2 separate regions of the Homo sapiens genome follow, and region 2 is linked to region 1. Evidence: read pairs that join two places in POLR2A ChIA-PET (ENCODE). Cell type or tissue: OCI-LY7. All regions are shown on one strand. Each heading gives the region's core, and the rest is flanking DNA. Links, peaks and the distances in the headings are about the cores only. Region 1 overlaps LNPEP (leucyl and cystinyl aminopeptidase). Region 2 overlaps LNPEP (leucyl and cystinyl aminopeptidase).

Evidence for each region. Peaks named below come from ENCODE experiments on the same cell type or tissue, not always from the same donor. Only the 100,000 strongest peaks of a DNase experiment are listed, where the experiment ranks them.
Region 2: POLR2A ChIA-PET joins it to region 1 with 5 read pairs; 2 of 35 experiments call an interaction of 5 or more read pairs at or near these places.

The regions. Positions count from the first base shown.
Region 1 is chr5:96,950,629-96,955,034 of GRCh38, reverse strand. All of the region lies in intron 1 of LNPEP (leucyl and cystinyl aminopeptidase), which reads right to left. Among named protein-coding and RNA genes, the nearest start is that of LNPEP, 17 kb to the right of the region's middle. In OCI-LY7, for the core only: a CTCF peak has its summit at 2,390; no DNase peak of the experiment used is centred there; H3K27ac peaks cover 871 bases.
Region 2 is chr5:97,012,327-97,016,732 of GRCh38, reverse strand. It overlaps LNPEP (leucyl and cystinyl aminopeptidase), which reads right to left. Exons shown (of 18, transcript NM_005575.3): 12 at 2,902-3,085; 13 at 1,638-1,794. Among named protein-coding and RNA genes, the nearest start is that of LIX1-AS1, 59 kb to the left of the region's middle. In OCI-LY7, for the core only: no CTCF peak of the experiment used is centred there; no DNase peak of the experiment used is centred there.

The DNA of each region.
Region 1 (4,406 bases), core at 140-4,139:
CGAGGCAGGCGGATCACGAGGTCAGGAGATGGAGACCATCCTGGCTAACACGGTGAAACCCCGTCTCTACTAAAAATACAAAAAATTAGCCGGGCGTGGTGGCAGGCGCCGGTAGTCCCAGCTACTCCGGAGGCCGAGGCAGGAGAATGGCATGAACCCAGGAGGCGGAGCTTGCAGTGAGCCGAGATCGTGCCACTGCACTCCAGCCTGGGCGACAGAGCAAGACTCTGTCTCAAAAAAAAAAAAAAAAAAAAAAAAAAAATATATATATATATATATATATATGTGTATATATATATGTATATATATATGTATATATATGTGTATATATGTATATATGTGTATATATGTATATATGTGTATATATGTATATATGTGTATATATGTATATATGTATATATGTATATATATATATAGAGAGAGAGAGAGAGAGAGACTTGCAAGAATGAGAAGAATGAGGAATATGCAACACTTCAGCACTCTGATTTTAATTATACAAAGGCCAAATCTGAGAAGCTTATTCATTTGAACAATTATTGCACATTCTCATATGCTGGATTCCAGGTCTTTGCTCCACAAATTCTGTCCACTCACACAAAGGAACCATACAAGGTCTTCTGTATAAAAGTATTTCTGACACTTAACTATAAACATCAGCAGAGTGAAGGGCTAAATTTCTATAATGTCAGTAAGTATTTCAAGGTATTTTGAATGAATGGGTTAGAATGGGTAGGTATATCATCTACTTTCATATTAATAGAATTCTAGCTCAGGCCAGCTGACCTTATAATTACATTTCAGGATGTACATGTTTACATCTGATCACAGATTACCATATGTCTTATTTTAGAAGGAAAGAAAAGGAAGATAGTTTTAGGGTTGTTATTGATAACTTCAACTTGGAACTTTATAGTCTCAATTATCTCTATTTTAGCATGCCATAACCCAATACTAATGTCTACAGAGAACCTTGAGATCACTGACAATGCTGCTGTGGACAGATTAATACAGAGTATACACTAGCAACCATTTTATTTATTCTGCAATGTACCTAGTAATCAAAGGCTTGGTGAGCAATCCTTAACCTCAAGGATAAAAGCAAGCACAAACTGACGAACACCGGTTAGAAACTGCTATGGGTTCAGAATCAAAAATAACCTTTGCATTATGCCAACACAAACATTTCTTATATTAACCTCTATCAACACATCTGGAGTAAAAAACAAAACTTGAATTAGTATACATAAACTAAGACATAGATTTGTTTGCTTCTTAGAAATTAATATTTTAATTGAAAAAGAAAATACCAAGATACAAATGGACAAGAGAAAACTTTCAGATGAAAAGCCAAGATAACACATGAAAATCCTAGAAATGAGAGAACCACACATTTTTATATATGGCAACATATTATTTGGCCACATATTATGTTCATATAAGGGAAGCCAACATGCAGGGAGTGAATGTCCTTTTGTACGTCATTGTATTCTACGGCATAAACAGGACTTTAAATGGCCTCAGGGATGTCTGGGTTTCTGAGAAACGTGGGAGAAGGAGGGTAGAGGTAGCAATTATTAATGGAAAAAGAATTAGTAACTCAGTTTTAAGCAAGTCTTAGGTGCTAATCAAACTCCTCTATTAAATTTGCTCTAAGAAAAGGACACAATAAAAGACTCCAACCATTTTGTGATTATACCTGTCTCTGTGTCTATACCTTACTTTCACACTAACAAAATGCTAATCAGGAATGCGAGGGTCAAGCTCTCTTTCATAAAACCCGGTATGTGTGAACACCTGGATGAAAATCAGTGTGTAGCTTACAGGAAGTACCTTCCTTTCCCTACTGCCAGCCAAATGGAAATTACATTATAGCAAGCCAATAGATTAACCATCTGTTCCAGGTATAGTCAAACCCCACGGGCTGGTCCCAGGCTGACCTGGTTAGGCCCGGGGCAAAGCTTGAGAAAGCAGATCAATCCTAGTCATTCCTGGCCCCAGAAAGCCCAGAAAAAGAGGGCTGATTCTAGTCCTCTTAAAGGTCTAGATCATTCTATGGCAGGGCAGGTATGAAACAAAGGGTTTTGTATCATCTGGGATTCCTGGGTCCAGAGATCAAGAAAAGTAGGAGAAAAAAAAAGTAAATGAACTTAGCCAAGTAGGCCTTTAATTTATGAAAACTAAGATTAGTCTAAGAGATCATGAAAGGGCTGAGAAATTAAATGATGTGTCTCTATTATGTTTTCGTTGAGGGGCTGGGGTGTTGGGAAAGGGGCAGCTTGTTGAAAACCCTTTGGATATAAACAAAAAAAATGGGGATAAAAATAAATGATTTTTAAAGGCAATAGTTTAAGAAAAATCTGTCTCTCTCTACTTTAGCACCATCTAGGGCTGAAATAAATGACGGTAGAATCCGCACATAACCAAGGCATCTGATAATGTGGCCAGTCAAATATGCCTGGCCAGAACATTCCCCTCCTGTGACCTAGATCTATCTTAAGAAACTTGCTGCCCAATTCCAACAGCTCCACTTTCTACCTTCTGTGGACTCCTAAACTATTCCTCTCCAGTTCCTGAAAAACGCAAGATTAATGTTCTCAAGATGTGATATGGGTACACCTAGAAATCCCTGATACCCTTGCAGGAGGCCTTCAGAGTCAAAACTATTTCATCATAATATGTTATATGCCATTTTCACTCCACTTCTCTCATGAGTGTACAGCAGAGTTTTCCACAGGCTACATGACTTGTGCTATTACAACTGACTGAATGCAGAAGCAAATCTGAAAATCCAGTTGTATTCTATTAAGCCAAACATCAAAAAGATTTGCAAAAATGAAAAATAATGCATCTCACTAATCCTTTTGTTTTGGAAAATAATAATTCTCTTTTTTTTAAATTTTATTTAATATGTAAAAGGTGTTTATTGTTATTAAATAAATATTTTTAAAATGTTAGTGTTAATTTTTAAATATCTAGAGAAATAACTCATACAAACAAAAGCTCTTAGGGGTCCTCGATAAAAAAAATTTTAAGAGTGTAAAGGAGATTCTAAAACCAAAATGTTTGAGAAGCATAACTCTGCCTTCGAAGATAAACTACTCCCAAACTCTCCAGACATCTTGATCCAAACATGCAAGTTTAGTATACTAAAAGCATATAGAGTAAATACACAAAGTAAATAAATACAGAAAGTCTGAATTGCTTCAGTGCAGGACAAAAATGGGACAAGGGGTTTTTTGGATCATCCTGAATTACTGTGTCCAGAAAAAAAAAAATTGAACTTAACTATAGATGCTTCTTTTAACATCCTCAGGCAGGAATGTAAACTCCAAAAACTTATTCCTGTGGAAAAGTAATTTTCTTTATCCTGAGGTTCACAGAAAGAAACTGTCTAAAGTGAAGACTCCTATGATACAGTTGTATCCCCCATCCCGCCCCCGACACCCTGCAAATTCACATATTAAAGCACTAACCCCCCGCCAGGTGCGGTGGCTCACGCCTGTAATCCCAGCACTTTGGGAGGCCGAGGCGGGTGGATCACGAGGTCAGGAGATCGAGACCATCCTGGCTAACACAGTGAAACCCCGTCTCTACTAAAAAATACAAAAAATTAGCCAGGCGTGGTGTGGGCGCCTGTGGTCCCAGCTACTTGGGAGGCTGAGGCAGGAGAATGGCGTGAACCCGGGAGGCGGAGCTTGCAGTGAGCTGAGATCGCGCCACTGCACTCCAGCCTGGGTGGCAGAGCAAGACTCTGTCCCCCGCGCCCCCCGCCAAAAAAAGAAAAAAAGCACTAACCCCCATTGTGATTGCATTTGGAGACAGGGCTTTTAAGATGGTAATTAAGGTTAAATTCGGTCATAAGGGTAGAGCCCTAATCCAATAGGATTGGTGTCCTTGATAGAAAGAAACAGCAAAGCTCGCTCTCTCCACATATGCACAGAACAAAGACCATGTGAGGACACAGCAAGAAGGTAGCATTCTGCAAGTGAGAAAGAGAGCCCTCACCAGAAACTAACTATGGTGGCCCCTTGATCTTGGACTAGTAGCCTCCAGAACTGTAAGTAAATAAATATCTGTTGTCGAAGCCACCCAGTCTGTATTACTTCATTCTAACAGCCAGAGCAGACTACTACACTGCCTATACTATGTTCCCATATAATTACTCTATAAATATACTAAGGAGTAGGGAGAAATGGAGATTTTAAGCGGGAAGGAAGTAGTGAATCAACGTATTCATAGTACCGCACACAATAATTTAAGTTGTGTGGCCATTAATGAGTTGTTTAGGTTTGTTTTCCTCAAAATGTCATTTGATTTTTAACCTTTGATTAACATCAGTACAGAAACATCCACTTTTTTCCCTCCTGGATAGTGTCAGGTCTAAAATTCATGCTTTCATACCTCAG
Region 2 (4,406 bases), core at 164-4,163, 62 kb before region 1:
AATCTCTTAAGTTGACAATTTCATTTTTAGGAGAACAACTAGATGTGGGCCAGTCACTTGAAACCTTAAATATATGGTCTGCAAGCTTTTCAAAAGAATATGACAAGAAGAAAGCTTTAATTTTTCTAAAGGTATCCTGGAAAGACGACGTTGCTAGGACACAAATTGATTTTACAAATAGCAATATAACAGAAACAGAAGTCTTTGGAGTGAAATTTATCTGGGTTTGAATTTCAGCTTTATCACTTACTAGGTAAGTGACTTTAAAGAAGCTATTCCGTCTCCTCGTTTATTTAATGGGGGTAGAAATATCTACCTTGGCACTGTGTGATAATTAAATGAGGTAATCTACATTAAGCACTAAGCACGGTGTGTAAAAGCACTCAAATGCACTTGTTTCTGGTGTGTTTCAATCATTTATTCACTCAACGTTTACTGAGTGTCACTACAGGCCAGGTCATGTTCCAGGCACTGGTTTTTATTAAGGCTGCTAGCTGAAAGCCTTATGAAATAGAAAATGATAAAAATCTTAACCATTAGAAGAGACCTCAGAAAATCATCTAACTTAAGCATCTTGCTTATGGATAGGGATGGGGTAACTCCTTTGGGGTCAGATCAGAAACTTTTGGGGGAGAAAAGCTTTTCAAGCTCCATACATCCACTCTGCCCTGCGTTCCCTCCATTCACTGAGAATCATGCAGGTGATGAGAGAACTGTTCATAGGAGACGCAGGGTAAGGCAGTAACAGAGGCAGAAAGAAGGTTGTGTACATATGTAACAAACCTGCACATTGTGCACATGTACCCTAGAACTTAAAGTATAATAAAAAAAATGTTAAAAAAATGATTTAATCCAACCCCTTCCTTTCACCAATGAGAATACCAAAACCCCAAAAGACTTATTCTAATTCTTGGTCTAATACTGCCTTCCTTTCCCTAAAAGCTGCCTTTTGCCTGGGTCCCTGGGAAATCTCACTAGTTTATAAAGCAAACTCTGTTGTCAAAATGCGCTGATTCAGAGAATTAGATAAAAACAAATAATTTTTCACTCTCTTCCAAGCTTTTAAAGTCTCTCAACAGTTTAATATTAAAAGTATCCAAAATAACAACTGTTAAGATCAGGCAGTTGATATTAAGAAAGGTAAAATGGTCTCTAATACTAAGACTCCTTTAGTGCTTTGCAAAGAAACATATCCACCAGCATCATTATCCTTTAGATAGTTATCAGTAAGAACCCTTAAACAGAATATTCTCAATACAAACGTAACTGTCATTTTATAATGACCACTAGAAAATTAATGGGGAGATCTACTTTGCAAAAGGGCCTATTTCAAACATTCATCATGTAGAAATAAAACAGGATCTGAATAGAGAAATATTATTCTCATGTGACCTCATTTTGACAGTGGTGTCAAATGTCTGTATTTTGATATTCAAACAAGACCATATCATACTAAGCCTTTATCAGCTCTTCATCATAAGCAACATCTTGATTTTAAGTAAAGATTTCACAAGCAGGAAAGTGAAGAAAATGGAATTTAACTGGTTGCTTTTTCAGCCTATTACTGGCTGAAAATGGAACCATGAATAACAATATTAAAGATAAACAGCAAGAAGCTGGCAAAAAGGCAGACTTACCACCAGTCTTGAGGCCAGATCCATGTATCCCAGTTTTTCAAGGAGGTTATAGATGAGGTCTGTCTGAAACAGGGCTTCGGTGATGGGTGCAGTATGGTTCTCATTTCCAAGATAATTAATCAAATCAAAGGCCCTCTTGAGAGGTACCTTGCCTAGGCTAAAGGATAAAAGAACAGGAAAAGTAAATATGCAGAGACACACAGAAGAAGTCTATGCATGCTAAAAGAGAAACTTAGGGTTAGATGGTGAGTCTTGGAGACCAAAAATTTAAACTTACAGTGGCATTTTGTAAAGTTAAGCTAAATATGATTATCTCTGATTAATTTCATGAGGCCCAAGATTAAAGAGGCATTTCAAGAGAAAGATAAACAATAGCTCATTTTTTTTTATTCCTAAGTCTCCTGTAAATTGCTACTAACTCAGCAAAAGTATAATATCTTGGGTTAGAAAAGATGAATAGTACTAATTTTATTTATTAATTAGTTATATTTGCCAGGAAAGAGAGTATAGCATAGAGAGTATCTGATTTCTTTTTTTAATTTTATTTGTTGGTTTAATGGGAATTTGTTTTTCAAACTTGTTATGACAAGGTCTATTGTGAATTTACAGTGAGTACATTTTTAAAATTAACCATTTTATAGGAATCACAGCAGCAATGGCTAGGATGACGTAAGAAGGGCACTTCATAAAAAACGAGACAAAATGGAAATGCCCAGGGAGATGAGAAGGAACACGTCAGTGTTTTTAAGCCTATCATCAATCTAAATTGGTAATATTCTATTCAGAGAATATGTTTACATGAGGTCACTGTCATCCTTGGCTTTGGGATTCTATAATGCATGAGGTGGTTGGGGAGGCAAGCAGTACAGATAAGGTGGCTCCAGCCATCAGAGATGTCCCTCAAAACCAATGCATAAGCACTAAGCTTCATGCTTAAACCAACTGCTGTTTGAAAATAATTCTCTTATAAAATAAAATAGAGCTTGAACTCGTGTATCAAGTTTAGTCAACAAAATATGTATCCTGTTTTTGATATCTAGTCTTGAATTATTATTAAATCCTGTTTCATTTAACTGTTCAGTATGTTCGTAGCTAATGTTTTATAAAGTCCCTGGAGGCAAAGAACACATATTTTCCCAATCCTCCAAAATGTATTGTACCAACCAATACATGCTAGTTCTTTCAAACTGTTTTTCATATATGTTCTTTACCTCAATGACATTTGTTTAAAAAAAGAAAAAATCTCAAACTAAGTATACTCTACCCTGCAAGTTCAAAGATGTTGTTGATAAGGTTGGCTCGGTCTTTGTCACTCAGAACATAAGGATTTATTTTCAACTGATGGATTAGTGCTTCCCAATCATCATCTGCATAGTGTACAATATAATAACCATTCATGTTTATATTCACTTTGACCCACAGCACTTCTTCTGTAAGATTGATGACACCTAATGGAAACCAAAAAAATGAGAGATTGAGAGAGAAGACAATTGGACAAGAAAAAAAAATTATGAGTGCTTTGTTTTTTAGTTTATTTTTATATTTAATCATTCTAGTAAGAAAAAAATGCCTGTCTCCAAGTACAGTTATTTTCACGTTAGTGAAGGTCAAGACATTCATTTAACAATTATTTATTTACTGTGCAATATTGGCTGTAAGCTAGGTGCTGGAAATCAAATGGTGAACAAGGTAGATATGTCTCTGCTTTTAGAGATCTCACAGTCTAAAGTAAACAGGCAAGTACAATATCATACAAGCGCTATTGACAGAAAAAGAAAAGACAGCATTCAACGAATGCACATAGAAAAAATGCTTCCCTCTCCTAGGGAAAGTTAGGAGCGATTTCTTGGAAGAAATGACATCTAAGTTGTCATTCTTCTAAGAGACCTCAAAATATGTAGGTGTTGGCCAAGTGAAGAAGATATAGTAGGGAACCCAAGTGCTCAAGGCCCAGAGAGAAAGTATACATGTTATCCATGCACTGAACTGGCTCCCAAGTTCATTATGGCTAGAGGAAAGAGGGAGGGAGAAAGTAAAGGTGTAGGATGAGGCAGCAGGGGAAGACAGTGAGAGAACTGTGTAAAATGTGTCCCATTTTGGCCTCTGTCTTTTGTCATGTTAGCAAAGGAAGAACAAACAAAGCCATTTAGAAAAGTCACATTATTTAAAGCTAGCAAAATAAACATTAGGGAAGGCTTAAGATTGCATAAGGGACAAATAAGAAATAATTGGGTTAAAACAATAGGAAAGGATAGGCACTTCTGGGGTCTCTACTATAAATGCTGAGAGAACTGTTAGAAATTTCCATGGAATTATGTCAACTAATGTACCAATAATGAAGCGCTGAGAGTTAACTGACCACAAAATATATGTATGAATTTTTAAAATCCTTAAAACTGCTAATGAAGAAATGTCTTTTAAAGTTGGCAACAAGGATGTAGACTTAATTATAATGGGGTATGCTTCTAAGCATCTTGAGGTTTACTATTATTTAATAGAATATAAGCTACATAAGCTTACTATTTTGCTTACTGCTAACGCCTCAGCCCCTATAACAATGACCTAGCAGGTACTCAACAAATACTGCTGAATTAGTCAGTGAATGAATAAATAATGACTATGTCACAATAAATAGTTTTAAATCAAGTGTAGACAAAGGTTTGTAGATATTTATTATATAATTTTTACCCCCTTTTAAAGTAACAAATACTTAAAAAAATTTTTAATTGTAAGAAAAAGAAGAGTAGAGATAAGAATAATCTAAACTCA